Regions from separate parts of the Homo sapiens genome. Here region 1 is linked to region 2. A link is a loop called in an ENCODE intact Hi-C map of the cell type or tissue named here. Cell type or tissue: IMR-90. All regions are shown on one strand. Each heading gives the region's core, and the rest is flanking DNA. Links, peaks and the distances in the headings are about the cores only. Region 1 holds the start of LOC105370185 (a long non-coding RNA gene). Region 2 has its middle 9.9 kb from the start of LINC00330.

The links. Peaks named below come from ENCODE experiments on the same cell type or tissue, not always from the same donor. Only the 100,000 strongest peaks of a DNase experiment are listed, where the experiment ranks them.
Region 1: a loop joins it to region 2, with 2.4 times the contacts of the local background. A loop is called at or near these places in 12 of 110 quality-filtered maps.

Annotation. Positions count from the first base shown.
Region 1 is chr13:44,714,300-44,729,553 of GRCh38, forward strand. It overlaps LOC105370185 (a long non-coding RNA gene), which reads right to left and starts at 9,878. Exons shown (of 3, transcript XR_941929.4): 1 at 9,804-9,878; 2 at 1,396-1,699. RefSeq lists enhancers at 1-173, 174-699. In IMR-90, for the core only: no CTCF peak of the experiment used is centred there; a DNase peak (open chromatin) is centred at 6,132; H3K27ac peaks cover 354 bases.
Region 2 is chr13:44,811,943-44,827,196 of GRCh38, forward strand. No RefSeq gene overlaps it. Among named protein-coding and RNA genes, the nearest start is that of LINC00330, 9.9 kb to the left of the region's middle. In IMR-90, for the core only: a CTCF peak has its summit at 6,698 (motif pointing left); DNase peaks (open chromatin) are centred at 3,939, 7,489 and 8,039; H3K27ac peaks cover 1,650 bases.

The sequences.
Region 1 (15,254 bases), core at 3,037-11,036, 98 kb before region 2:
CATTTAGCCCCAAGTTAGTCACCATCGCAAATAGCAGTGAGGGCTGTGGCTCTTGTTCCATCTCCTTTTCAGCTGCAACAAAGTGACTACTGGAAACAGAGGCCAGGGGAAAGAGCAGGCCAGCCTAAGTGAAACAGGGAGCCCTGGGCCCATGTACACCGCCAGCACCACTCTAGATCTGGGTTACTTTAATGCTACTGAAGCTGAAGGCTGTATGGCTTTAATGGGAGTCTCTTCAAGCTGTAGCTTTAAAAAAGCAGTTCTGAATTAGCCGGGCATGGTGGTGGGTGCCTGTAGTCCCAGCTACTCGGGAGGCTGAGGCAGGAGAATGGCGTGAACTTGGGAGGCAGAGGTTGCAGTGAGCCGAGATCGCGCCACTGCACTCCAGCCTGGGGGAGAGTGCGAGACTACATCTCAAAAAAAAAAAAAGAAAAAAAAGAAAAAAAAGAAAAAAAAAGCAGTCCTGAAGTAGAATTCAAAGCAACAAGAGATGAAAGGAGCTGCCATTTATTTATTTATTTATTTATTTATTTATTTATTTATTTTTGAGATAGTCTCCCTCTGTCACCCAGGCTGGAGTGTAGTAGAGTGATCTTGCTCACTGCAGCCTCTGCCTCCCTTGTTCAAGCTATTCTCCTGCCTCATCCTCCCGAGTGGCTGGAACTATAGGCATGTGCCACCACGCCCAGCTAAGTTTTGTATTTTTAGTAGACAGGATTTCACCAAGTTGGCCAGGCTGCTCTAGAACTTATGACCTCAGGTGATCCACCCGCCTCGGCCTCCCAAAGTGCTGGGATTACAAGCATGAGCCACCGTGCCTGGACAGGACCTGCCATTTAAAATGCTCCATGAAGTTTACAATTCAACAACAACAAAAAACATGATTGAAATGACCTGGAGAAAAAGAAGCCTCCAATTCTCTGGAGTGTAATTCACGTCAACTACAATTTCTGCAGCAAAGGCAAAAACAAACAAACAAAAAAAAAGTAAACAGTACTTACTTTTTGCAATAGGAAACTCTTGCACATGGTTTCACTGAAATTTAAAAGTTATAACAGAGCATATAGTAAAAATCTCCCTCCTTCCCCATCACCCAGTTCCCCGTTTCCTCTCCAATTCAGAGACAGGCTGGCACAGTTCATCTTTATTAGCCAACAAATATCTGAATTATGGGTGAGTTGGTTTGGCCCATGGTAAGGGCAGTGATCCAAGAACAAATCCCAGCAGAATGGAAAAGTTGTTAATGAAGCTTTTAAAAAACATTCTTCCATGTACACACAATGTAATATCGGTAGAATTATCTTCGGATATGAAGCACAAGCGAAGACCATAGAGGTTAGCAGTACCCAGGAGAAAAAATATTTTGGCAGACTGGGAACAGATCGAATAACTTACCTTTTTTTGATTTTCTGCAGGACGTTTGAGGCTCCTGGCAATGAGGATCTTCCTGTAAGTGTTTGAGTTAGGGTTTGGCATCTGGCTTGACCTGATTCGCACAGACACAGCTGGCCCTAATTATTATGAAATCACATGCGACAAGAAGGCCTTCTCTTGGCACTGGAACATTCCAAGCCATTAGGTGGATGTAAAATCTGGTCATTATCCATTAATTTTTCCTTTCCTCTGATATACTTCTAGACCTTCCAGTCACCAGACTCTGTGCCATGTTAAAGGAGCTCTTCACATCCCAACCATGTTCCTGGAACCCAAGAAACGATCAGTTATAATTTGGGCGACTGCCAGCTAATCTCCTTTCCCACAGGGTTGGGCAAGGGACAAGATAGCAGTTGTTCGTTTAGTACCTGGTATTTTACACTCTTTATTCCATTGAATAGTAGATCATATCTATGCCTGTTATATTTTCAATTAACTTAACAAATAGCAGGAAATGAAACTATTAAAATCTTATATCCTAGTCCCAGCCATTCCAGAGATTATCTTTAACTTTAAAAAAGGAGGAGGGAGGTAATATTTTACTAGGCAAAAATGTATAAATATACCTTTATAAATGAGTTCTTAAATTTTTTTGAGACGGAGTCTTGCTCTCTCATCCAGGCTGGAGTGCAATGGTGCGGTCTCAGCTCACTGCAATCTCCGTCTGCTGGGTTCAAACGATTCTCCTGCCTCAGCCTCCTGAGTAGGTGGGACTACAGGTGTGTGCCACCACACTCGGCTAATTTTTGTATTTTTAGTAGACACGGTGTTTCACTACGTTGGCCAGACTGGTCTCGAACTCCTGACCTCTTGTTCTGCCTGCCTCGGCCTCCCAAAGTGCTGGGATTACAGGCATTAACCACTGTGCCCAGCCTGAGTTTAAAATTTTTTAAGTGTCCCAGGTAGCTTCTAGCCTTGGTTTATGAAACCCTGTAATGTCTCCATTTTATAATTCTCTACACCACCTTCCCCCAAATAATCCACTGTGATTTAAATAATAAATGTGCCATGCTCTGTGGCTCATGCCTGTAATCCCAGCACTTTGGGAGGCCCAGGTGAATTGATCACTTGAGACTAGGAGTTCAAGGCCAGTCTGGCCAACATGGTAACACACCCTGCCCCGTCTCTACTAAAAATACAAAAATTGGCCAGGTGCCGTGGCACATGCCTGTAGTTCCAGCTACCCCGGAGGCTGAGGCAGGAGAATCGCTTGAACCTGGGAGGTGGAGGCTGCGGTGAGTTGAGATCATGCCACTGCACTCCAGCTTGCAGGACAAACTGAGACCCTGTCTCAAAACAACAACAACAGCAACAAAAACTAACTAGATTAAAAATAAAAATAAGAAAAAATAAAATAAATAATAAATGCGTGTAACATGCATGTGACTTAAGCTGTCTGGGTATCATGACAACAAACAAATGGCAATGGAGAGTGGTAACTCAGTGTTTCTTTAAATCAATTCACTGGCTGTCAGAACTTAAAAGACTTCCTGGTTAGTATTTTCCCAAGTTCACTTATTTGCATACCATCTTCATAACTTTTTTAATGGAATTTTTTTAAAGTATCAATTTCATATAATTAATGATGAAATAGTTTTACAATATTTGTTACAAAAAAAGAAAGCCTGTCCTCCATTCCTTGAAGTTACGGCTTTCAATGCTGCTACATTATTATTTTCTTTTCTTGCTCCTTGTTTTTTTTTTTTTTTTTTTCCTGAGACAGAGTCTTGCCCTATTGCCCAGGCTGGAGTGCAGTGGCAGGATCCCGGCTCACTGCAACCGCTGCCTCCCAGGTTCAAGCGATTTTCCTACCTCAGCCTCCCGAGTAGCTGGAATTATAGATGTGCACCACCATGCCCAGTTAATTTTTGTATTTTTAGTAGATACCAGTTTTACCATATTGGCAGGCTGGTCTCGAACTCCTGACCTCAGGTCATCCGTCTGCCCTGCTTCCGAAAGTACTGGGATTACAGGCGTGAGCCACCATGCCTGGCCACTAAATTATTATCTTCATATTTACCTCCAATTCTTCCCTTTAAACAGAAGTCTTGATATTTGTACTTGATTTTTCAAGTTTTAGCATTATCTATTGACTTCCTGCTGTGGAAGATTCAGATTAAGCTTTATTTCAATATTTCTGACCTAAATCCCTTTTCCCCCTCTATTATTTCCTATCCTTCCCCATTCTTCCAATATAGATATTTTGGTAAAATCAGTCTTTTGTTAGTATTCTGTACTTTAAAGATACTATTGACAGCTGAACAGCATAGTGAACTGATTTCTTTTTCTACACAGCTATTTATTTTTCTTGGAAAACCCTTTATAGAATAAATAATAATATAAATAATAGTTTGTTTAAGCTTATTTATTTATTTATTTATTTATTTTTATTTTTTATTTTTTTGAGACGGAGTTTCGCTCTTGTTGCCCAGGCTGGAGTGCAATGGCGCAATCTTGGCTCACCGCAACTTCCACCTCTTGAGTTCAAGTGATTCTCCTGCCTCAGTCTCCCAAGTAGTTGGGATTACAGGCATGCGCCACCATGCCCGGCTAATTTTGTATTTTTAGTAGAGATGTGGTTTCTCCATGTTAGTCAGGCTGGTCTCGAACTCTCAACCTCAGGTGATCCTCTCGCCTCGGTCTCCCAAAATGCTGGGATTACAGGCTTGAGCCACCACTCTCAGCCTTCGTTTAAGATTTTTAAGTACACTTATCACTAATGTATGTACAAACTTTCCCCTAGTTGCATAAATCTCTCAATCTTCATGCCATTGGTAGCCTTATAGTTTGATCTTTTAGAAGAATTCTCTTCTGGGATCTTCTGAGGAGAGGCAGGTTTCTGGCTGTGTGGAATGACAGAGGATGTCCCACTGCTTCTTACGATGACTTTCAACTGGAATTGTTTTCGACTTTACCTCCTCCGCATCTGATTCCACAGACAATGGGTGCAACAAATTCCTGGGCCTTCCAGAGGTTCTGGATGCAAATTAAGTTGCTTCTCAGCTTCCCCCACTGCTGGCTGATGGTTGAGATTTCCTGCATCTTCCAGGTAAGTTATCCCATGTCCGTTCAATGTTTCTAAAATTGTTGCCATGGTATTTCTCATTTTATTTGTACTATTATGTGAAAATTATGTACTGTTGTGTATGCTTTTAAAAACATCCTTCTGAACCCACATTTTAGTGGTTTTAAACTGAAAATCCTTTCAGTTTTTTTCCTCCTATCCTATTATTTTCTGGCCTTTACCTAATACAGGTTGAATATCCCTTATATAAAATGCTTGGGGCCAGGCATGGTGGCTCACACCTGTAATCCCAGCACTTTGGGAGGCTGAGGCAGGTGGATCACCTGAGGTCAGGAGTTCGAGACCAGCCTGACTAACATGGTGAAACCCCATCTCTACTAAAAACACAAAATTAACCAGATGTAGTGGCGCATGCCTGTAGTCCCAGCTACTAGGGAGGCTGAGGCAGAAGAATTGCTTGAACCCGGGAGGCAGAGGTTGCAGTGAGCTGAGATCACGCCATTGCGCTCCAGCCTGGGCAACAAGAGCAAAACTCAGTCCCCAAAAAATTTTTTTTTATTAAAAAATAAAATGCTTGGGATCAAAAGTGTTTTAGATTTTGGAGTTTTTCGAATTTTGGAATATTTACTTATATACTCACCAATTAAGTATCCCTAATTTAAAAATCTGAAATGTGAAATGCTCCAGTGAGCCTTTCCTTTGAATATCATGTCAGTCCTAAAAAGTTTTGGATTTTGAGCTGGACACGGTGATGCATCCAGCTACTTTGGAGGCAGAGGTGGGAGGATTGCTTGAGGCCAGGAGTTCCAGATCAGCCTGGGCAACATAGCAAGACTCCATCTAAAAAAAAAGGTTTTGGATTTTCCAGCATTTCAGATTCTGGATTTGGGACTAGGGATATTCAAACTGTAGTAGTCTTTATATTGACTTGATTTTTATATTTTAAACTCATCCTAATCAATAACATTAATAAAATTATGGGTGGAATATAGTTAGATTTTCTTATATAGTTATATTTTCTAAAATACATTAATATATATTAAAAAGAAAAAAATATTGATGTACCACCAGTGGCATGCACTCTACTTAGGGAAACACTGCCTTGGCCCACTGCAGACATTAAGGTCCAGGGAGGTTAAATGGTCTTGCTTGAGGTCTGGCAAATGGCAGAACTGGGACATTCCTTGGATCTCCTGAATTCCCTACTTGTTTTTACCACAAAGTCAGCCAGCTTTGCGCAAAGCTGGCTTTTCTTACTGCAAAGCAGCCAGTTTTTACCGCAAGCCAGGCCTGGGCCTCTATGTAGAGGTACTCATTAACTATATGCCTTACTTCTCTAAGCTATTCACTACCACTTGGCATGTTATACCACCATGAAATTATTTACCCCCTAAGTTACAGAGCTTGTTTGAAGCTAACAATTCCAAATATGCCCCACTTTTAGCCCTGAATAGAGAGATGCATTGATGGAAAAATAAATGAGGTCAGTATTCTTTTCTACTCATCTGACAAGAATGGCACTTTATTAAGGAAGCAAATTTTCCAATGTGGTTTCCAAAAATCTTACTCATTCCAAAATGAATAAGGAGGTGCTCCATTCTTTTCTTTGCTATATCAACATATAGGACCTCCACGTCACAGACCTTAGATATTTCCCCAAATAGAAAATAGTACAGTTTGTAAGTGGCAGAATCAGTCTGTAAACACAATTTGTTCCAAACCCATCATTTAAATAGAAATGGCCCAAAGCCAGCATTGCTTCAAGCATAGGAATTCTCATATCATTTGTCCTCACCAACAAATTCCACAGTACCAAATTTAGCTTGGTGAGACAAGCATGATGCTGAAAATACATCCTCTGCTGTTATTTGGCAACATTTAATAAAAGAAGAGCAGATGTTGAACTATAGGGACAGGTTAAATTTTGAAATTACAGTGCCATTATAACTAATTAAAGCCAGAATAAAAGACACAAATTTGAGAAAGATAAAATTATTGAAATAAGACTTTGGAGTTTGTTTTAACAGGATTTGATCTGTGTAACATATTTTGTAATGTCTATTTGTATTTGTACATAATTGCACTTTAATTTATAACAGTTTAACTTCAAATATTTTTCTACTTTAAGTACAGTGCAGTATTTAAATAGAAGTATACTTCTATTTCTTCCTTCTTGTCTTTATGCTATTGTGATACATTTTGCTTCAATATATGTTATGAATCCTGCAATATACTGTGATTATTTTCACTTTAATTAGTTGATGATGTCTTAAAGAAGTCATTTATATATTTATCATTTCTGGCACTCTTCAGTCATTTGTATAGATCCTTTTCTTGTGCTGTATCCTGCCTGAAAACTTCTGTTTTCTTTCTTGTTGTGCAGATGGCTAGTGATGAGTTCTTTCAGCTTTTGTTTGAAAAGTTTTAATTTAACTTTTATTATTATTATTATTATTATTATTATTATTATTTTCAGATGGACTCTTGCTCTGTGGCCCAGGCTAGAGTGCGGTGGCATGATCTCGGTTCACTGCAATCTCTGCCTCCCAGGTTCAAGGGATTCTCCTGCCTCAGCATCCCAAGTAACTGGGATTACAGGCACCCACCACTGCGTCCAGCTAATTTTTGTATTTTTAGTAGAGACAGGGTTTCACCATCTTGGCCAGGTTTGTCTTGAACTTCTGACCTTATGATTCACTCACCTCAACCTCCCAAAGTGCTGGGATTACAGGCATGAGCCACTGCGCCTAGCAGTTCACTTTTATTTTTGAAACATTTTTTGCTGGGTATAAAATCCTAGATTTACAGCTTCTGTTTCATTACTTTAAAGATATTGTCTCATTGTCTTCTGGGTTATGTAGTTGCTGTCAAGAAATCTGCTGCCATTGGTTTTGGCTGTTGTTCTTATGTAAATAAGATGTCCCCTTTTCACTGGCTGTTTTAAAAAATTTTTTTGACACTGGTTTTCAACAATTGGGCTATGGTGTGCCTTGGCATGATTTTCTTAATGTTTATTCTGCTTGGCATTTGTTGAGCCCCTTGAATCTTCAATTTATAGTTTTCTTCAAAATTGGAACACTTTTATTTATTATTTTTTCAAATATTTTATCTCCCCCCTCACATCATTTTCTTGGCACTTTAATTATACACATGTGTTCATCTAGGTTATATATGTAAAGTCCACAAGTCACTAATGCTCTATTCATTTTTTTTAGTCTTTTTTCTGTGCTTCATTATTTCTTCAACTTCACTTACCTTTTCTTCTGCAATATCTGATTAACTATTAATCCCATGCAGTATTTTTCAATTAAGATACTGCATTTTTCATCTTTATGTGTTTTATCTGAGTCTTTTAAAAGTATCATCAATTTGGCTGGGCATGGTGGCTCACACCTGTAATCCCAGCACTTTGGGAGGCCAAGGCAGGCGGATCACCTGAGGTCGGGAGTTCAAGACCAGCCTGACAAACAGGGAGAAACCCTGTCTCTACTAAAAATACAAAATTAGCTGGGCCTGGGGTGGCACATGCCTGTAATCCCAGCTACTAGGGAGGCTGAGGCAGAAGAATCGCTTGAACCTGGGAGGCGGAGGTTGCGGTGAGCCAAGATCATGCCATTGCACTCCAGCCTGGGCAACAAGAGCGAAACTCCGTCTCAAAAAAAAAAAGTATCATTAATTTATCTTTTCACCATGTTCATGTTTTTATTTACTTTCTTATAGATAGGAGTGTATTTAAAATAGATATTTTCATGTTCTTGTCTGCTAATTCATTATTTCCATAATTTCTGGGACTGTTTCTATTGATTACTTTTTCTTTTGGTTATAAGCAATGTTTTCCTGTTTTTTTGTATGCCTGGTAATTTTTGACAGGATACCTGGCATTGTGATTCTACATTGTTGGTTGCTGGATTTTGTTATTTTCTTTTAAATAGTGTTGAGCTTTATGCTGGTACAAAATTAAGTTACTTGGAATCTATTGGATCCTTTCCTTTTCAAGCATTTTAATGGTGAGTTCAGAGTGGCTTTTAGTCTAGGGCTTATTTAGTCCCACTAGTAAGGTGGGACTACATAAGAAGAGTCCCCCTCTGAGGACTCTAGGAGGTCTTTCTACTCTGACTGGTGGGAACACAAACTATTCCTAGCCCTGTGTAAGCCCCAGGAATTGTTCAGCTTGCTGCTTTTGGGTGATGGTTTCCCCTTAGATAGTTTCCTCTTGTGTATACATGAATCAGCCATCAGCCAAAGCTTCAAAGTGGCTCCTTTATAGATCTCTGGAGTGCTCTCTTTTTCTCCCTGTCTTCCCCTGCATCTCCCTCCTTTCTAGTGCATAGACCCATACGTTCTAGTGACTTTGACCTCCCTTGGCCTGGATCTCTTGCTCCTCATCTCAATGAGACTGCTGTGCTATTTCTTCCTCCCTATACTGCAATCTGGAAATTGCCTCCAGGTAGCAAGCTGGGGCAATCATAGGGTTCACCTCTTTATTTTCCCTTCCTCTTGGATCATATTTCTGTGCTGCCTGTTGTCTAACATCTGAAAACTACTGTTTCATATATTTTGTCTAGTTTTTTAGTATTTTAAGACAGGAGGGTAAATCCATCCCCCATTACTCTATCATGGCCAGAAGCAGAAGTCTTCCGATCCCCTATAATGAATGTTTGTGGCTGGAAAAATGTTTGTTTATTTTCTATAACTTTCCCTAGTGATTCTACAGTTCCTTACCAAGTTTGATGGTAAAATAAAAATTAATCATGCTAGAGGCCGAGCATGGTGGCTCACACCTGTAATCCCAGCACTTTGGAAGTCCAAGGTGGGCAGATCACCTGAGGTCGGGAGTTCAAGACCAGCCTGGCCAACATGGAGAAACCCATCTCTACTAAAAATACAAAACTAGCCAGGTGTGGTGGTACATGCCTGTATTCCCAGCTAATTGGGAGGCTGAGGCAGGAGAATGGCTTGAACCCAAGGGTGGAGGTTGAGGTGAGCTGAGATTGCACCATTGCACTCCAGCCTGGGCAACAAGAGCAAGACTCCATCTCAAAAAAAAAAAAAAAATTAATCATGCTGGAACTTCACTTTGGTCACATTAGCAGCAGGCTTCTTTTCCTATTTTGTTTCCTGGCACCTGCTGGATCTCTAAAGCAAGAGAGAGTCAAACCCTTGGTTTCCCAAGTTTGGGTCTACCTGATTCATTCACATATACTTTATGTGATGATCAGTGTTTTCATGTTTAGATTCCCATAACTCGTGATTATCTGATACTGACTATAGTTGTTGAAAATTATATATAAAAAAGAGCCCTAATAAAAGTCGTAAGAAGGCAAGCATTCTCTTGAGTGCTCACCTTTTTTATTTCTACTTCACATACTGGAGCCCTCTCCTTGACTTCAGGCCTTCAGTAACATTCAGGCAGTTCCCCGACTCTCCAAAATCCCTTCTGGAAGCTTCGCACATAGACACATCCTATTTCAAAATTATGCTCTTTTTCTTTTTACAAGATAGTCAAACTCCAATGACCTGAAAGGCTTAACCCGTTCACCATAAGAAGCTTGAAGGTAGGAACTAAATCTTCTTTTTGGTGTTTCATCAGATTCTAGAATGTCATCTGACACTGGACTTCATAATTGTTCACTTTCTGAGTATACCTTGAGTGATTGAGGGCAGGAAATTTGGAGCTACTGTCACAGTGCTTTCTACCACCTCCTCTGGCTTTTAGGGTGTCCAAGATAAAATAAGAAGGGACCCTGTTTTCTCATAGTTGCATTTTTCTAGTGGAGGCTCTACCTCTTATCTGGTCTTTAAAAGAGAAGAAAAGACTAACCTCTTGGGAAGGTTGATTTTGGCTTCTGCCCAATAACCCAAATCCATGAACACTCTCCCACCTTCTGAAGTTGTATCTCTAATTTTTTCATAGACATTTTAATAGGGTTTTCACTTCCCTACCATTAGTTTATATTTAATATCAAGTTAATGAACTACATTTGTAGGATCTTTATCCCAAGTCTGTATTCCTCAATTTTTTACAGACTTTATGCTTTCGGGTAATCATTTCAAGTTTCATCATTTTTCAATATATCCCACAAGCAATTTGTGACTTGGCTCTATCAGCTTGAAGTAATTAGAAATTCACTTGCACTATTGAGGACTTGCATCTGTAAAAGGAAGAAATATTTTCTGGAAAAATGGATTTGCAAAATGAAGGCACTTTGGCTTGGTGAGTCTGGACCTCACACAGGTTGAGACAGTCACAACTTGAGACCGTGAGATAGGTGAAAGGCCCTTGAACCAGAACACTAGAATCAAATGAGTCTTTTCTCTCATGTTGCCCTGTGGTAGACAGAATGTGGGGTTGATGACCAGGCCAAGCTAAGGAAAACTCAGGTGGATGGGCATGAGCAGGCTTGTTTTCAGATTTGAATAGCATTTCAATACCTTCAAAACCATTTTCACTTGTTCATCACCCTGCTTTTCACCACCAATGAAATGTGGCTATTCCATTCACCTCTGGACACTTTAGGTTCCTCTTTGTTTTCCTCCTTGTACCCCTCTCTCTCTTTTTTTTTTTTTTTTTTTTTTGAGACGGAGTCTTGCTCTGTCGCCCAGGCTGGCGTGCAGTGGCGCGATCTCGGCTGACTGTAAGCTCCGCCTCCCGGGTTCACGCCATTCTCCTGCCTCAACCTCCCGAGTAGCTGGGACTACAGGCACCCGCCACCGTGCCCGGCTAATTTTTTGTATTTTTAGTGAGTCGGGGTTTCACCGTGTTAGCCAGGATGGTCTCAATCTCCTGACCTCGTGATCCGCCCGCCTCGGCCTCCCAAAGTGCTGGGATTACAGGCGTGAGCCACCGGGCCCGGCTTTTTTTTTTTTTTTTTTTAAAGACAGAGTCTCCCTCTGTCGCCCAGGCTGGAGTGCAGTGGCAGGATCTCGGCTCACTGCAACTTCTGCCTCCCAGGTTCAAGCGATTTTCCTGCCTCAGCCTCCCGAGCAGCTGGGATTACAGGTGCACACCATTGCAAGCTAATTTTTGTATTTTTAGTAGAGATGAGGTTTTCCTGTGTTGGCCAAGCTGGTCCTGAACTTCTGAACTCAAGTGATCCTCCCACCTCGACCTCCCGCAGTGTTGGGATTACAGGGTGAGCCACCGCGCCCAGCCAAAAGCTAAGTTTACATATTGTACAAGTCATAGTAAGAATAGCCAGGTGTGGTGGCTCACGCCTGTAATCCCAGCACTTTGGGAGGCCGAGGCGAGTAGATCACAAGGTCAGGAGTTCGAGACCAGCCTGGCCAACATGGTGAAACCCCATTTCTACTAAAATACAAAAAAATTAGCTGGGTGTGGTGGCACATGCCTGTAATTACAGCTACTCGAGAGGCTGAGGCAGGAGAATCCCTGGAACCTGGGAGGTGGAGGTTACAGTGAGCTGAGATTGTGCCATCGCACTCCAGCCTGGGCGACAGGGTGAGACTCCGTTTCAAAGAAAAAAAAAAAGAATAAACATGGACATCTCTACCAGATTGTCAGTAGATGGTTTTTGTCTGCTCACAATCTCCTTAGGGAATAACAAACACTTCTCCCTTTCCTACACCATATGGTTCAGGCATGATTCAACACGTGCTTTGACTTAAAAACTGGACACACAGTTTAGGTTGGGCAATCAGAGAGATTGTTTCAAGGATGGGCAGAGCTCTCCCCAGGATTTTTCTGGAATGATTAAAAAACAGCCTCTATGTTTTGTTTGCCAGCTGTAAAGATAATGTAACACTGGAATCTTGGTGGCCATATTTGCTACTGAGTTAGAAGGGAAAGAATGAAGGCAACACAGGAAATGTGGAAACACAATGAAACCGCCATTGCAAAATTATAACTGAGAAAATTATTACAGTGAAAGAGATCTGACCTAACCAACCCCATCTTGCTTCTGACCTCCAAGCTGTCCTCCTTCATTCCTGGGCACAGGCCGATCTAACTTTGGGAGGAACTTAGTTTATAGTTTAACTTTGAAACAGAAATGATAACAGCCCTTTCCTGAAACGAATCCCCCTCCTGTATGGGGACAAGACTACCCTTGTAGGACTAACAAATTAGCTACAAGATTAGAAATTACGGTTTGGGAGTCATGGAGCTGGAGGCTACAAAATTCTGACCCTCCCCAAATTGCTCCTGGGGATAACGTCACCATTGTAAAGCCCTGCACTCGCTGCACCAGCTGGCACCACCCAGATTGATAAACTGGCTCATCTAGTCTTGTGGCCCCCACCCGGGAACTGACTCAGCACAAGAAGGCAGCTTTTACTCCCTATGGTTTCATCTCTGACCTGCCCAATCAGCACTCCCAACTCACTGGCCCCCTACCCACCAAATTACCCTTAAAAACTCTGATCCCCTAATGCTCGGGGAGACTGATTTGAGTAATAATAAAACTTCCATCTCCTGTACAGCCAGCTCTGCATGAATTAAAAACTTTCTCTGTTGCAGTTCTGTCTTGATAAATCAGTTGTCTAGGCAGTGGGCAAGGAGGACCCATTGGATGGTTACAAATTTAAGGTAAACTATTATGTAGGAAAATACTGTGTTTTTGATATGTTCTCACACCACAACAACCATCTGAAACCGCCTTTGCAAAATTATGACTGAGACAGTGAAAGAGATCTAACTTAACTGACTCCATCTTTCTGCTAACCTCCAAGCTGTCCTTGTTCATTCCTGGGCATAGGCTGAACTAACTTTGGGAGAATCTTAGTTTACAGTTTAAACAAAGATGGTAACAGCCCTTTCCCAAAGCAGACCTCCTTCTTGCCTGGGGACTAGATTGCCTTTGTAGGACTAACATTAGCCATAAGATTAGAAATTATGGCTTAGGAGTCATGCAGCTGGAGGCCACAAGATTCTGACCCTCCCTAAACTCCTCCTAAGATCAGTGCTTGAGGTATTTTGCAGACCCTGCACTTGATGGATCAGCTGGCCCCACCCAGATCAATAAACTGGCTCATCTGATCTTTTGGCTCCCACTCAGGAACTGACTCAGCGCAAGAAGACAGCTTCGACTCCCTATGATTTTATCTCTGACCAATCGGCACTCCTGGCTCACTGGCTTCCCCCACCCACCAAGTTATCCTTAAAAATTCTGCTCCCCCAGTGCTCAGGGACACTGATTTAAGTAATAATAAAACCCCGGTCTCCCGCACAGCCGGCTTTGCGTGAATTTCTCTTTCTCTATTGCAACTCCCCTATACTGATCTGGGCAGTGGGATAGGTGAACCCCTTGGGCGATTACACATCAACACAGAAAAGGATTTCTGTGACTAAATATTGTTTTTTTTTGTCTCCACACACCAAGTAGCAGACACCAGCTAGGTGTTCTCCAACTGAATTCCAACACTATCGACCTGGAGATAATATCACATCCCACAAATTGGGGGCCTAGTCCCCAAGACTGCTCCCTATACCCCCAGGCACCAGTTGCAAGTCTGGGCCTCAGGAACTCCTGACAACTAGTTTCAAATTGGGGTTCCCACGACTCCCTCTTTGCCTTCTAATAATTTGCTGGACTGGCTCACAGAACTCAGGGAAACACTTTTGGTTACTAGTTTCTTTTTTTTTTTGAGACGGAGTTTCGCTCTTGTTGCCCAGGCTGGAGTGCAATGGCATGATCTCGGCTCACCTCAGCCTCCGCCTCAGCCTCCCGAGTAGTTGGGATTACAGGCATGTGCCACCATGCCCAGCTAATTTTGTATTTTTAGTAGAGACAGAGTTTCTCCATGTTTGTCAAGCTGGTCTCAAACTCCCAACCTCAGGTGATTCACCTGCCTCGGCCTCCCAAAGTGCTAGGATTACAGGTGTGAGCCACCATGCCCGGCTGGTTACTGGTTTCTTATAAAGGATATTACAAAGGATACAGATAGGGTGAGGTATGCGGAAAGGGGCATGGAGATTCCATGCCCTTCCTGGGTGCACCACCCTCCAGGAACCTCACATGTTCAGCTATCCAGAAGCTCCCTGAACCCAGTCCTCTTGTTTGGTTGGTGTTTTGTTGTTTTGAGACAGGGTCTTGCTCTGTGGTCACCCAGGCTAGAGTGCAGAGGTGCAATCACGGCTTGCTGCAGGCTTATCTCCTGGATTCAAGAGATCCTCCCTCCTCACTCTCCAAAAGTGCTGGGATTATAGGCATGAACCACTGTGCCCAGCCCGTCTTGAGTTTTTGTGGAAGCTGAGTGATGTCAACATTCTTCCTGCAATGTTTTGTCTGGGAAGGGTCCTAAGCCCCACCATCAGAAAGGTGGGGAAAGATTAGTCTTGCTTTGGGGTAGGTGAAATGAGGACAGGAGAAAGTTGAGATTTCCTGGGGCCTGCCCCTGAGGCCTAATACATTCAAGATTATAACAAAAGACTGTAAAGGGGACTATGGAAGCAATGAACCAGGAACTGTGGAGGAAAACAAATATATATCATAACACCACAACTATTATAATAACATGATTTGGGCTCCTGGATCCAGCTCCCAAAATTCATCCTTAGATTTCCCAAGAGCCTATAATTACCCGTTTTTGCTTAAATACGTTTGAATTGGGTTTCCGTTGTCAGTGGATTTAGGTAGACCTTTAACATGAAACACCAAGCTGTGGGCAAGGTATGAGGAATCTGGTGAGGCGCATGTCCGGACTATCGGAGATTTACAGTGGAGCACCATCTCCCCAAACATTGCTACTACCTCCGTCTGAGAAGAGGCAGGCAGTGAGAACAAGCCGAGCTGAGCCTCTGGCGGTGAGGACCTGGCTAAATCCAAGCCAGGAGCAC
Region 2 (15,254 bases), core at 2,946-10,945:
TACTTCTTAATTTTTCTTTTTTTTTTTCTGAGACAGAGTCTCCCTCTGTTGTCTAGGCTGGAAGGCAGTGGAGCCATCTCGGCTCACTGCAGCCTCAACCTACCAGGCTCAAGTGATCCTCCCACCTTAGCCTCCCAAATAGCTGGGACTACAGGCATGCATCACCATGCCTGGCTGATTTCTTTTATTTGTTTGTTTATTTTATTTGTAGAGACAGGGTCTCACCAGCTTGCCCAGGCTAGTCTTGAACTCCTGGGCTCAAGCAATCCTCCCACCTCAGCCTGTCAAAATGCTGGGATTACAGCACCCTGCCACTTCTTAATATTTCTTAGATGAAATCATTACACTTTGACTTTCCACTGTGGAAGATGAGAATTTAACTCTATTTCCACTAGCATCAACACACACACACATCCTCTCAATATAGTTATCTATCAATCTATCTGCATGTGCATGTGTGTTGTATAATCTTGGTTAGATCAATAACCAGTGATTACATTATTATAATAATACTCTCTGATTACTTTTCTGTACAATTCTGTTTTCCCTGGAATTAATGATGATTGTTTTCTCTGTTGGTTTAGCTTTGTAATGGCAAATATGTATTTGCCATTGAGTCAACTTCAACCTTTCCATCTAGTCAAGAATTATTTAAAGACATTCAACTGTCTAAATCAAGACATTCTGATGCATTAACTGTTCTGCGATTTTTGCCTGGAAGTCATCTCTCCTAGAAATGCTGATGGCTCCAATTTAATCTGGTACACAGATCAGACTGTGCCTGGTACACAGCTGCCTCACCCTCATCCTGAGGGGGCCTTTCGTGTTAGACCTCCTGTTTTCTAAAACTCATGTCTTCCTTTTTCTTGATCAATTATCCCAAAATTATCAATTATCAAGAAAAAGTGCTTGGGAATTAAACATTTTGAGATCCAGAAAATGTTTTTGTGCTCCCCTCTCACTTGATTAATATTTGACTGAAAATAGAATACTAATCTAAAAATAACTTCAATAGCCTCATAATTTTAGGTGGCATCGATCCATTGCTGTGTAGATTTCAGAACTGTTGCGAAACACAAAGACCTTCACATTTCCAGTCCTTTGTAAGTAGCTTGGTTTTCCCCTCTGGAAGCCCATAGGATCTTCTTTTGGTTTTAAGTGGTCTGAAAGCTCTTGATTCGGTACCTTCATGTGGTGTTATTTTCCCTGGTTGTTCTGGATGTTTCATTCTGTGAAATCTTCTGACTGAGTGTTTATTTTCATTCCCTCTGTTTTTGCAGTCTTATCTTTTCTCTTTTCCCTCATTTCTGTTTTTATTTTTGTTCCACTTTGAGATAACTTTATCTTCCAAAACCTCTTGTTGGTTTTCCATTTCAGCTGCAGTGCTTTTAATTTCTAAAAGCCCTCTTTTATTCCCTTGATTTTTTTAATAGCAAAGCAGCATCTTGTTCGTGTTTCATGGATGCTTTCTCTGAGAATTTAATTATATTTTTAAGTAGTTTTTCTTACATGGTTTCTGTTTCTCCAATTTGTCTTTTGCTATTTGTTTTTGTTTCCATCTTTATTTTTAGAGGCTCACCTCAAATGCCTAGTGACCCCTGATTGTCTGCTCATGTTTAAGAGCAAAGCCTTAAAATTCTGATTGGAAGCGGTCAACACACGGATGGGGCTTATTGAATGTGAGCTTAAGTGTAAAGTGACCAGGTTGGGCCATTCCCTTAGGGAACCTCTGACATTAGTATCTTTAGGTCTTTCCTCTTGAATTGGGCAAATTCCCCAGAGAAGAACCATCTGGTCTCTTGCCTGGAGGTTAGAGGCCTGGCTGTCAATATTATGGGAAGAGGACTGGGGGTCAATGCCCCTGTATCCTTTTTGTTAACTGTGCCTAGTGTTCCCCAGGACAGAGACCCCCTCCTCTTAGTACTCAGTCCAGAAAATAACACTTATCTCCTGCTGGGAGTGGTGAGAAGCAGCCCCTGGTCTACAAAGAGCAGGCAAAGCTATCTAGAGATCTAACTGCCTCTTGACTAGACTTTTCATCAAGAGTCTTGTTTCTAGTCTCACCTTTAAACCCATTTCCATAGATACTTGTGTCATGGATTCCTGAGCCTTTGGGTACCTTTGTAAAATTGCTGGGCTTTTTTTTTTTCTGACTATTGGCTAGGATTCTGTCCCCTCAGGTCAGCCAAATTGATCAACACTCATCCATCTGCTTACTAGTTTCCAAAATTTGTTGCTGTTATCTTTTTATTCCTGTTGGAATTATATCATCTAAAAAACAATGTCATTTAATTGGGGTTTCAAAGGAAGAAACTCCTGCATGAACTCCTGGAAGCAGGGAATACTTTTAAGGAAGAGAAAACAAACAGTAAAACTATTACCACAGAAGTTCAAAGGGTGATATGCTGAGGGGAGGGTAAGAGTACAAGGAAAATATCCCAAGCTTAGCGCTTTCTCCTAAAGTGTGCAAGCGGAATGCAACTGAACCCAGAGAAAGAGGGAGCTCCTCACAACAGTAGAAAACCAGATTGGGAGGAAGCTTTGTAACAATTGGTGATTTTATCTGCCCCAGCCAATGCACACCTACATTTGAATGTAGGTGAATTTCTGAACCAATGCCTTGATAGGTGTATATTTGATAGGCGTACCTTTGAATGTAGGTGAATTTCTGTACCAATGACCCTCGTGATGTTATCACTCTCATTCTTCAAATGAAGCAAAAGGCCCAAGAAGGCAAAGTAACATATCCATGATTACAGCGATCATCAGTGACAGGGTCAAGATGTAAACTCTTGTCTTTCTGATACTAAACTTATGTCCCTTGGCCATATTGATCATGTGGCACTCACAGGCCATATTGCTAATATTGCACTTGAGAGTGACCAGCCATCTATCCGTACTGTCCCCACATTCTCCCCTGCCTCATTCACACTAACACTTGGAGCCGTGTGCTCCATGGTTCTTCTTGCAGCAAAGTTTTCCTTCTCTCCTCTGTTGGTATGCTCATTTGTTTCCTTTAACTTCTTAGTTTCCAATTAGTCAAGATCCATATTGCTGACAGATGATCAGGGTGTGGTTCTTAGTAATGTTTATGGATAATGTAACTTCATCCAAATAATGTCTTGGGGGTTACTCAGAGAAATTTAGCAGATTAGCTAAGGGAAAGAAATAAGCTTGATGTTATCTTTGCCAAATATAATGGATTAATAGCTAAGGACAAGTGATGATTTCTTTTGTGTATTACTTATAACATAGAAAATGAGTTTTTGTTTCTGAGGAATTAGTTTCTGGTCCATGCTTGGATGAGCCAGAAGTTTAGCTTTGTTGGCACTCTGGTTTTATCCATTTTTCTTCAATTCTTCCTTGAGGTTTTGTATGTTGCTACTCCTTCTCCTTTCTGTGCTAACAATTCTTTCCAGAATTAACACTTTCGGATATGAGTATTGTGGAGGATGTGGAAAGCGTGGTCTGGTATAAGATCGCTGAACCAATGTTGAGTGTCACCGATGAATCTTCGCACCGTCCCTAGGTACCACTGGGCACCACACCAGGCCTAGGGTGACAAAAAAGGAGAAGATATATGTGGGGGAAAAGATAAAGAGACATGAAAGAAGAGAGGGCAAGAAAAAAGGGAGGGAGGAAGGGGAAATAGAAGAAGGGGTGCTCCTGGGTAGGGCAGCTAATCTGGCAATAAGATCCCCAGTCTCTGGCTCCCCACCTGTGTCCCCCCTGGGGCCTGGGTATTGCACCACAGGTCCAAAGGGTAAGAGTTCTTCACCTTTCATTTTGGCCATAGTCTGGCTTGCTCAGTTATTGTCTCATTTTTTTTACCCATCCTATTTGCCTTTTCACTTCAAATCTCAGTAATTGCAGCAGCTTCTGAGCATGACTCAGCCCTCAGATGTGATCGGTACAGCCCACAGAAAGTTTCACAATGCATTGGAATGCCTGCAGACAGACCTGCACGTCTCGAGGCATTGGAATGCCTGTAGACAGACCCACATGTCTCGAGGCCTCAGAATCCCCACTTCTTGTTACATCCTCCACTTCCCGGCTTGAGCTGCCTACTTGGCCTTTTAACGCATTTGCGTAGGTGACACCTGGCTTCCACTCTGTGAGCCCTAATCCGCATGTGCCCTCCTAAGTATTATTTTATGCGTCTGTGTTCTTCATCCACCACCACATCTTGAAGTTACTGAAGGTAGGCACTGTCAGTAAAGGCATCCCACTGCCACTCCGCTTCACCACGGCCGTAACAGGAACCACAGGTATCACTATATCTGCCATTTACTGAGCTCCTCACATGTGGCAAGGCCTGTTCCAAACACTTTACGTGTGATAATTCATTCGATCCTAAAATACAAAGAGGTTTAGATGAGGAAACTGAGGCACAGAGTAGTTAGCTTGGCCAAATTTAACACAGGGAAAGCCCAGGACTCCAAACCCTTTCAACTTTACAGGCTGCATGCTCAATCACCACACCCAAAGCCAAATTCACCATTGACAGTGGACAGCCACTGAGTTAATTACGTTGGAGAAGTCATGGGGAAGTCTGGGAGTTGAGGCATCTGGATTCCAATTCCTACTCTCTCGTTTCCTTAATTTCTTTCCTCTCTATGTGAGGGGGCATATTAAGCAAACAAATTATGATGTGTCCCAGCTTTTCTGTCTTCAAAATGGGAAGAACAGACCACCTGTATCCATCTACTGCCCAGAGAAGCCTCGTCTGTTGATGATGCATCTCTTCACCAAGAGCCCGTCAGGGCTGCAACTCTTCTGAAGGAAGGTTGGGGGAAACCATGAACAAAATAAAGAACAGCTTTCAGAGCAGAGCAATAGCTTACTTTGTGAAAGCTTGGGACACAAGTGGTTTTTTTTTTTCTATAATGTCTTTGAGCATTGCAGGAATGCAACACACCAGGTGTTAGCTATTTTCTTAGAGTCCAGAAGTTTGCAATACAAAAGCATTTGGAATTGCTTTTGAATGCCAGGTATTTAAAGTTGCCAACCTAATGACTTATTAATAAAGCTCTCCACCACTTGTAAGCGAATGTTATTAACAAATCCTACTTCATCAGTTCATATAATCTGATTAACTGGAATAAAACAGGCATCTAGCTCCCCAGTAATTTGCTGAACTTGCACTACACTAAGGGATGTCTATGCTGCAAACCAACTTTTTAAATTTGTGTGTGAGAGGTACAAGCCATGCCCAACACCTTCCCAGGGTGCCATTGGCTTTTTGACTCATCCATACTCATCAGCAACCTCTCCAGGGGCCCTGTCTGATCTATCCAACTCCTGCTGGCAGGAAAGCTCCAGTTCCTCTGCCTGCCACGTTCTGAAGTCACAAAACTGTGCAGCCTCCTCTGGGCACCCTGAGATCATGAAGTGGGGAGGGGGTAGTGGAGCTGAAAATAGCCTCTGTTTGAGTCACAGGGACAGGGAAGCAGGGCCAGCCACCCAGGGTCACCATCCGGTGCCACACCCTGAGGGTCACTATCTGGGATCTATCACTTGAGGCCACCACCCGTAGCCACCATCCAATGCCACCTCCTGGGGCCACTACCCAGGACTCTCCCCTGGGGCCATTGCCTGGAGCCTTGTGAGTCAGAGCAGGTCAGGGTGCCTATTCCTGCCTCTCCGGAGCTTGAGGTCTGTGGATCACCGTTTCCCATTCCTTTCTAGCAGTTTCCTGGGTTATTTAAGCAAACAGCTGCTTCCTCATTGTGTCAATCGCAAATCTGGGCAATCACTGGAAGGAAAAATGGAAAGAATCAAGCAAAAAGGCCTCATTAACATCATTTAAAACTCCTCAAATTAAATGCCTGGATCTGCTCTCCCAGTTATATTTACCATAATCCCATGTTTTTTCCTCCATGTCACAAGCAGCCCTGAACACGGCTTTCCGATTTCCGCACCGCTTTGCCTCCGCTCCTCCAAACTCAGAATGTCTTCTTCCCCATGCTCAGGGCTGAGTGAAGTGAGTGGAGAGGGGGCTATCTGCGCCACTCCTTCCCAGCCCCCTCTCCTTTGCATCCTCTTCAAAATTCAGGCCAAATGTTACCTTTAGGGCTCATTCTTTGACAAATTAGTCTATAGGAATTTTTGTCCCTAAACTCTGATACTATTTCAGCCCATGAGTTACTTATTTAACATGCAGTGAGCCCAGGTTGTTTATAATCCATCTTCAGGATTGAGGAAACAGATAAAGAAAGCATGGGTCCTGTCCCAGGGAACTTCCAACCTAGGGAAACCTACTGATTCAGATCGAGGTATTACAGCATGGTAGGTGCTCAGCTAATTATGTGACAAAATTGTGGAAGTGCTTCCCAGCAGGGGGAGAAAAATCACTTGTAATGGTCAGAATTCAGCATGAGATGCATCAGGAGGGACAGTAGGTACCCCCGGCAGTGTGGCTTCACGCAGGATTCAGCCTTAAGTAAACGCAGCGTTTACTTAAGTACCCTTCAGCGTACGCTTTGCGATATTTTTATTTGGATTTCTAAAAATCTCATAATAAATGACCCTTCCTTTCCTCCTCTTCCTCCTGATTTAAAAGCTCTTGGTCCTACACAAATCTCCAGTTGCTCGTGTGCGTTGCTGAGCTCTAATCTGTGCGTTGCTGAGCTCTAATCTAGGATCTAAACAGCCCCTGGGAGGTAACAGTAACGTTCCTAAACATTGCCATCCTGTGGCCACATGAAGAGAGAACAGGAAATGGTCATGGATGCTGCCATTTAAAGAGGGAAGTCAAGCGCAAGCTGCAGTCCCCAGACCCTCCTTCTCACTCCATATCCTGTCCCCAAACAATTGCTAGCAACCATAAAGATGAATTCCTGACCTGGAGAGGCTGCTACTCAAAAACAGACCCACAAGCAAAAGCATTAATGAATGCAGGCCCACCTATCAATTCAAATGCTCTGCATCTTGGGAAGTCATATTTCTCAGGAGGGTAGGTTTGGGTAGGCTAGCAAACAGCCACCTCCTCCGAAAGTGCTGGTCTTCAGGAAGGTTGTAGACAGCCTGTTCTTAGAGGTTGCACCTCTTTTCCAGGTCAGAGTTGCTGCCTTCTGTTTGAATAAGGCTGTTGGGAACGGCACCACAGATTTTCAAATGTCTCCAGGAAGCTCCTCGCAGCTCGTAGCCCTGCTGTTAGGCCATGTTGACAGCATGGGCCAGGCCTTTGGGATTCTGGCCAGTGATGCTGGCTAGGGAGGAAGGGGGATAGGCCTGAGTCTGTTTGCCTCTTGATCCGTGTGGGTCATTGTCACTAAGGGATACCTAAAATTGAGCCTGAGCAGCCAAGCATGAAGAGAAGAATGGACCCCATGTTTGACCTGCTCTTGGACGCTTGATAGGTAAGATACTCACCTGGATCATTATGCTCCCTGTCTGCACTATCCTGGGCTGGCTTAGGTAGCCTAGTCAATCTAGACAGTCTTACGTCTGTGATGAGGTCAGGTTTCTTTGCTATGAGTCATTTCCCCCATTCACATAAATGGAAAAAATTCATCAAACACATGCTTACTTGGTCAACTCTGCAGCTTATCACACAAGGTGAAGAGCACATGACTTTGTCAGCCTGCAAATTTACTGGAGTAACTGCTGATGAACAAAGAAAATAGTTGATGCCAACCCCTCTACTAGTGACAATAATGACAGAGATACCTTACATTTGATTGCGCTTTTAAGCTATGTATGTACTGTGAAACACAGATATGAATTTTTAGGTTGGGAAATTGATACTCAATTTCAATTAACTAGAATGGAAAGACTGGAGAGTGATTTTGTAATTTTAAAACATTAGATTTGTTTTTCTAGCCTCTAGTAAACATAATTCGTAAGGATAAAATGAAAACTGATTACCTTCTTTTATCTAACAGAGAATGATAGTTAAGAGTCATGCTCATGATTGGAATTCCAACATTTATTTGATTAAATGGTCTATGTATTGAGCACGCATAGAGTATACTGCACAGACTCAAACTGTGGGAACTTACGACCTAAACAAATCTCTCCAATGCAAGGCAGTTGTGTGATGAGGCTTTGTATACATTCCAACAGCTCATTACTATAAAGCACTGCGTCTGCAAAAGAAAATAATTCCAGACATGGTAATCAAGAGGGCATTGTAGGAAGAGGATGATTTTGAAGTGATCCTCCAAAAACCCGAAGTATTTTGACAAGCAAAGCCAAGAATGGAGGAGGGGCATTTCACGTGGATGGAGTGGCTTGAGCATACCTTTCCTGAAGCAGAAAAGTATATTTAAAAACAAAAATAATAATAATAATAATGTGGTTTGGGTTAGCTAGAATAAAGGAATCTGGGAGATAAAGTTGAACAAATAGTTAGGTGTAATGTTATAAAAACCCCTGAAAGCCAGTATATCAGTTGGGGTTCAGTCAGAGCCTATAGAGCTCAAGACCAATTGAAATAATTTCATAAGAGGAATTAGTTACAAAGGTGTTGGGAAAGCTGAAAAGTTAATGAGGGGATGGTGAAGCCACCTTGGGCTTATCACCAACGGGGAGCTGTTACCACCCATAGGGCCAGAGCCTTAAAAGCTGGGGCTTCCCTGGGGGAGCTGGATCTTCTGTGGATGCTGCCCAGTAAGATCTGGGTCCATGGAAGGAGTCTGTCTGGCAAGAGTTGGAACCATAAAGGAGAGCACAGCCACTAAGAGACACTGCCTGACTTGGGGCAGAGGGTGTATCCTGGCTTCTTCCACTACCCTCCAATCTCTCACCAGCGCACTGGCCAAACGCAGCTGTGAGCTGGTTGGCAAGAGAGCCTTGGACTGGAAATTAATTTGCGGGGAAAAGGCAGGACAGATCTGGGAGCAATCAGGCAAGCAACAGCATAGTCATATTGTAGGATTGGACTATTCATTGTAGGATTAGACGATTCATTAAGTAGTGAATAGTCCAATCCCGCAATCTGACTGTGCTTGGGGTTTTTGGAGGAGAATGTTAACAATCATGGCATTGCACTTTGGGAAGGAGGAGGTCCTGGAGGAGAATGTAACAATCATAGCATTGGAGGATGACAATAAGATCCATTAAATTGCTGTGAACATTTGTATAATCATGGTGGGCTGAATAACAGCTTCCAAAAGATATCCACATCCTGATCCCCAAAGCTTGTGATTTTACCTTATATGGCCAAAAGATTTTGCAGATGCTACTAAATGAAGAATCTTTTTTCTTGTTTGTTTTTTGTTTTTTGGGGGTTTTTTTTTGAGACAGAGTCTTGCTCTGTCACCCAGGCTAAAGTGCAGTGGCACAGTCTCAGCTCATTGCAACCTCCGTCTCCTGGGTTTAAGCGATTCTCCTGCCTCAGCCTCCTGAGTAGCTGGGATTACAGGTACCACCACCACACCTGGCTAATTTTTGTATTTTTAGTAGAGATGGAGTTTCGCCATGTTGGCCAGGCTGGTCTCGAACTCCTGACCTCAGGTGATCCACCTGCCTTGGCCTCCCAAAGTGCTGGCATTAGAGATGTGAGGCACTGTGCCCAGCCTAAATGAAGGATCTTGAGATGGGAAATTATACTGGATTATCCAGGTTGACCCAATGTAAACACAGGGGTCCTTATAAGAAAGATGAAGGAGGCAGAGTCAGAAGGTGATGTGACAACAGATGCAGAGGTTGGAGTGATGTGCTTAGAAGATGGAGTATGTGGCCTCCCAGAAGTTGGAAAAGGCAAGGAAATGGATTCTTTTCTAGAACTTCAGAAGGAACCAACCTTTCCAATAACTTTAGCCAACTGAAACTGACTTAGGATTTCTGGTCTCCAGAACTGTAAGAGAATAACATTGTGCTGTTTTAAGCCACTAAATTTGTGTTAATTTGTTACAGCAGCAATAGGAACTGAATATAGTATGGGCCAAGTTCATAAATTACGGAGACTTCACATTCCCAGGTCTCATTTCCAGGGCCCACTGGCCAGAACTATTCTTTTTCTCCAGTTTAAATCCTCTGAAAGTGTAGATTCCTCCACAGGCTCCCAGGCACACAGTGTATACAAGTCCCTGCCCTCAAGGCGCCTGTTTATTCCACCCCAGGTGGAGGTCCACTCCATCAGTAGGTCCACTCCATGAGGACCTACGCTGTGTGTGCACGAAGCACATGCAGGTCCGTGTGGTCGACTGCCTCTGAAGTGAGTTCTGCTATTCATGCCCTGCTGGAATTCCCTCCCCTTGAGGGGGGCGCTGGACCTGATGACTTTCTTCTACTGGCTACACTGGAGTAGATAGGATGTCACTTCCAAGAGTCGGTTATGAGAGACTGTGACTCCTTGCTTACACATTCTCCTTCCATCATTACCTCCCTTTCCCCTCCTCCTCGCCTTCTCCCGCCCCCTCCTCCTCCTCTTTCTTCTCCTCCCCTTCCTTCTTTCCCTCTCTTTTTCTCTGCACCTCTCACTGTCTCTCTCTCTCAGGAGCCAGCTACCAGCAGATGCATCCAGGAGACCTCCCAGCCTGTGAAGACTCATTCTTCTTCTGAGGCCTCATGCCTTGAATATGAGACCAAATAGGGCCAGCATTTATTGGTCTTGGGCCGCTCTGTTTGTGCAGGCTGTCTAACCGCAGTAACCCCGAGCGTCTCTTAAGGAGCGTGGGGAGAGGCGGCTGGGAGCAAGCTCCGCCGTGAGAATGCTTTCGTTTGAGTGAAGGCCTCCACAGGCCCCTGCCGTGGATTGCTTATTTAAGTTCAAGAAATAAATATTGAAGAATGAAAATCAAAACCCGCAGAAATTTAGACAGCGAAATTCTGGGTGGTAAGGAAGATTGTGTGATGATTTCACAAGGAGGATTTCGGAGAGGATTCGGTCCTTATACTAAATATGTTTGAGGGTGGAACGCTCCCTTTTCTCGCTGCAGTGCAGTTACCTGAAGTCCTTGGATTCTAGGCCCCTGTTCTTCCCTGCTTTTGCTCTTACCTTGCCTCCATTTATTAAGCACTTACTGGATGCTACGCTTTGCACCGAAAGCCTTCTGTGAACTCCGAATATTTGAGATGGGTCTCAGTTAATTTAGAAAGTTTATTTTGCCAAGTCTGAGGACCCACGCCTGTGGCACAGCCTCAGGAAGTCCTGCCCACACGGAGACTTCACATTCCCAGGTCTCATTTCCAGGGCCCACTGGCCAGAACTATTCTTGTTCTGGGTAGGTTAGTTTTCTACGTTTTAGGGAGACACGAGACATCAATCCATATATGTAAGAAGTACATTGGTTCAGTCTGGAAAGGCGGGACAACTTGAAGCAAAGGCAAGAAGACTTAAAGCAAAGGGAAGGGGTCCTCCAGGTCACACATAGATGAGAGACTAATGGTTGCATTCTTTTGAGTTTCTGATTAGCCTTTCCAACAGAGGCAATCAGATATGCATCTATGTCAGCGAGCAGAGGGGTGACTTTGAATAGAATGGGAGCAGTTCCCAGCTTGAAGGGGCCCAAGATCTTTTCCTTTCACACTTCTATGCTGTGCTCATTTAACTCTCACAATTCAGTGAGGCAGGCACCATTACTATACCTATGTTACAAATGGGGAAACATACCTAAAGAGGTCACATCATTCGCCAAGGTCGCAGAGCAGTAAATACAGACTCTGGAGTCCAGCGGCACGTCAACTTTTACTTTAAAGCCAAGCCATTAACCACTGGGCTTCACGACCTCCCTCAAAGAAAACTGCTTCCAGCCTTTCCCTTTAAATAAAAACTTTGTTCTTTACATTCTAAATTGCTTTCACTTGTCAACAGCATTATGTGTAAACCCATCTCCTCACAGTTTTATTTATTTATTTATTTATTTATTTATTTATTTATTTATATTTTTTTGATACCGAGTCTCACTTCGTCGCCCAGGCTGGAGTGCTGTGGTGTGATCTCAGCTCACTGCAACCTCCGCCTTCCCAGTTCAAGCAATTCTTGTGCCTCAGTCTCCTGAGTAGCTGGGATTACAGGTGCCACCACCATGCCCAGCTCATTTTTGTATTTTTAGTAGAGATGGGGTTTTGCCATATTGGCCAGGCTGGTCTTGAATTCCTGAACTCAAGTGATCTGCCCGCCTCAGCCTCCAAAGTGTTTGGATTACAGGCATGAGCCATCGCGCCCAGCCCCACAGTTTTATTTTGAAAGAGTTGGCTGTAGTGTGGGTTTCTCAGCCTCAGAACTATGGACATTTGAGGTTGGATGATTCTTTGTTGTGGGGTCTGTCCTGTGCATTGTAGGATGTTGAGCAGCATCCCTGGACCCAGCCCACTAGATGCCTGTAACACGCCCCTTACCCCTGCGACAACTGTGACATTCAAAAATGTCTGCAGATACTGCAAATGCTCCCTAGAGGAAGAGGGAGCAGCATCATCCCCACTTGAGAACTGCTGGGCTGGGCTAGCGTTACACTCAGTGCCTATTTCCAAAGGGGCAGTGGATTTCAAGAGCTCCCCCTCACCATTCCCATCAGCTCATTCTAGAAAGTATTTTCAACCTACACTTACATTAGAGTATCCTGGCAATATGGTCATTTTCTTTCTTTCTTCCTTCCTTCCCTCCTTCCTTCCTTCCTTCCTTTCTTTCTTTTCTTTTTTTGACAGGGTTTTACCCCAGGCTGGAGTGCAGTGGTGCTATCTCAGCTCACTGCAACCTCCACCTCCTGGGTTCAAGCAATCCTACCACCTCAGCCTCCCGAGTAGCTGGAACCACAGGTGTACCCCACCACACCTGGCTAACTTTTGTAGTTATTGTAGGAGGGACTTTTATCATGTTGCCCAGACTGGTCTCAAATTCCTGGACTCAGGTGATCCGTCTGCCTCAGCCTCCCGAAGTGCTGGGATTATAGGCATGAGTCACCATGCCCAGCCTCATTTTCAACTAATCCTCAAGAAAGGAGCCCAAGGATTACTAGAGGCATAAAAAGCTCTGTAATTTCCGTAGGCACAACAGTGCTGAGAGGGACAGTGGAGTAGCGACAGAGGACTTGGTCAGGAGCAGAGACCACCAGCCATTATCTCTATGGCACCAGCATCCCCAGGATCCTCTGAGACCCATCACACAGCTTCACTATTCGATTGTTTGGGAGTATCTAGATTCCCGACTCTAAAACATGTGTTGTTTGTGGTTGTCACTGTCACAAGCCCTAGGATTCTTAGCATCATGGAGCAGACGTTGAGACTTACAAATGAGGAAAGAGAGAAAAAGTACTGCAAAATTTGCCCAGGCTCACCCTCTTCACCCTAATCTAGAGGAGGTGCTTGCTATTGCCTTACATATGGAATTGAATACAACTTTTGGAGGTTGTGTTAGCTATTTTACATCCTTAAGGGAACTTTTAGAAAATACCATATCAAGGCTTTGTTGGAGTTTTGGTTCCTTCAGACCCTGAGACAGTATTTGGGTGCTAGTAGTGTATTTGGGAAGTGACCCCGGGAAGCATGGTAAGAAGTCGGGGAAGGGAAGGAAGCCACTGACGTGCGCTTTAACAAACGGTGACCTATGTGGGCAACCATGGCTCAGTTCTACTGGGCCCTCCAACGGGCTGTGCCAAACACGAACACATCTTAGAATTGTGCCTCTAGGCCTTAGGGAGGTAGAATATTCATCTACCAACTCCCATTCCTCACTGGTTGAGGGTTGCTCCTGAGACATTAACTCCAGGCCTGTCTAGGCTGTCGCTTCTGCAACCAAGGATGCTCTAGTGGACAGAGAAGGCCCTTGGTCAGAGAGAAGCAGTAGCTGAAGCTAAGCAGGCAGGTGAGTTGCATTAGTTTTCTATGGCTGCATAAAAAGTTACCCAAAAATTTAGTGGCTTCAAGCAACACACACTGTGATATCAGTTTCTAGGGGTCAGGAACACAGGCACAGCTTTGTTGGGTGATTCTGCTCAGGTTCTCTCAGGGGCTGCCAGCAAGGTTTTGTCTAGGACTGCAAGCATCTCAAGGTTCAGCTGGGGGAGGATCTGTTTCCAGGCTTACTCAGGGGGTTGTGGGCAGAATTCAGCTCCTCACAGGCTGATGGGCTAAGGAGCTCAGTTCTCTGCTGGCTGTTGGTCAAAAGCCACCTTCAGTTCCTTGCCACATGGGCCTTCCATGGGACAGCTCACAACATGGCAGCTGGCTTCCTCGCAGTAAGCAAGCAGGAGGGCAAGAGAGGACAAGCATGACTGAAGACAGTCTTCTGTGTGTAACCCAACCTCAAAAGTGACATCCGTCACTTTCATTGCTTTCTATTCATTAGAAATGAGTGCTAAGTTCATCCCACAGTCAAGGGGAGGGGTTTACACTAGAGCTGGAATAGCAGGAGACCCCCAGGAGCCATTGTAGAGGATGCCTATTGCAGAGGTGCAGGTGAACTGCCCGCCAAAGTTCTAGGTAAACTCTCGGCTTAGCCAAGGACTGTGACCGAGGCACTGGCACATCTGCCCAGGTGAAGTAACTTCATGCTGCTGCACTGTCCCTAGTTACTGGGAAACATTGCAGTTGTCTTGAAACAGAGAGGCCCTGGAACACAATATTTTTAAAGGTAAACATTATTAAAAATGGGAACATTAACCTGGTGCAGATTAAAGAGAATCCTTCTGCCTCTCTGCAGATCTGAAACTCAGTTGAACTGAGTGACAGGGGCTTCGCTAAGTTCTAGGGACGCAGCATTAAATCCAGAGCAATCCCCACTCTCAGAGGACTGAAAGGGACCGAAGCATGGATGGCAGAACAGGGCAGTAACTGCTGTGCCAGGTGTCAGTGCAGGCAGCAGGTGGATACCGGCCCACTGGGCTTCAGGGATTCAATCCCAGCAGGGTAGGGAGGTGACTGCCTCTCCTTCCTCTAGAATGAGCCTTGTGGGATCACCAACATTCCTACCATGTGCCTTCATGTGCTTAATCTTTCGTGAAGATTTACGGTCAAGCACTTTCCCGGTAGGCGAGCCATGCTTTAGAAGGGACACTATGCCTGGCCCTGAAGAAAAACAGGAATAAAAGAGAAAGAAGTAAGAAGAAACAGAATGGCAGAAACTAACTAACACAGCCCAAACACATCGGAAGACAAGCAGCTCTCCCTCTCCCACAAATTAGTGTCCAGTATATGACCCCCACCCTTCCACACCAGCCCTCTTCCCTGCTAACCAGGCCACCTGCCCTACCCCTCCACTATGGGCAGGCACTCCCAGGTGCTGATCTAATCTACACCTGCCTACCAGCAGTATTGGAACCACAAATGCCTCCGGAGCAGACAGCTCCTCACTGTGAGAGTACTTTATC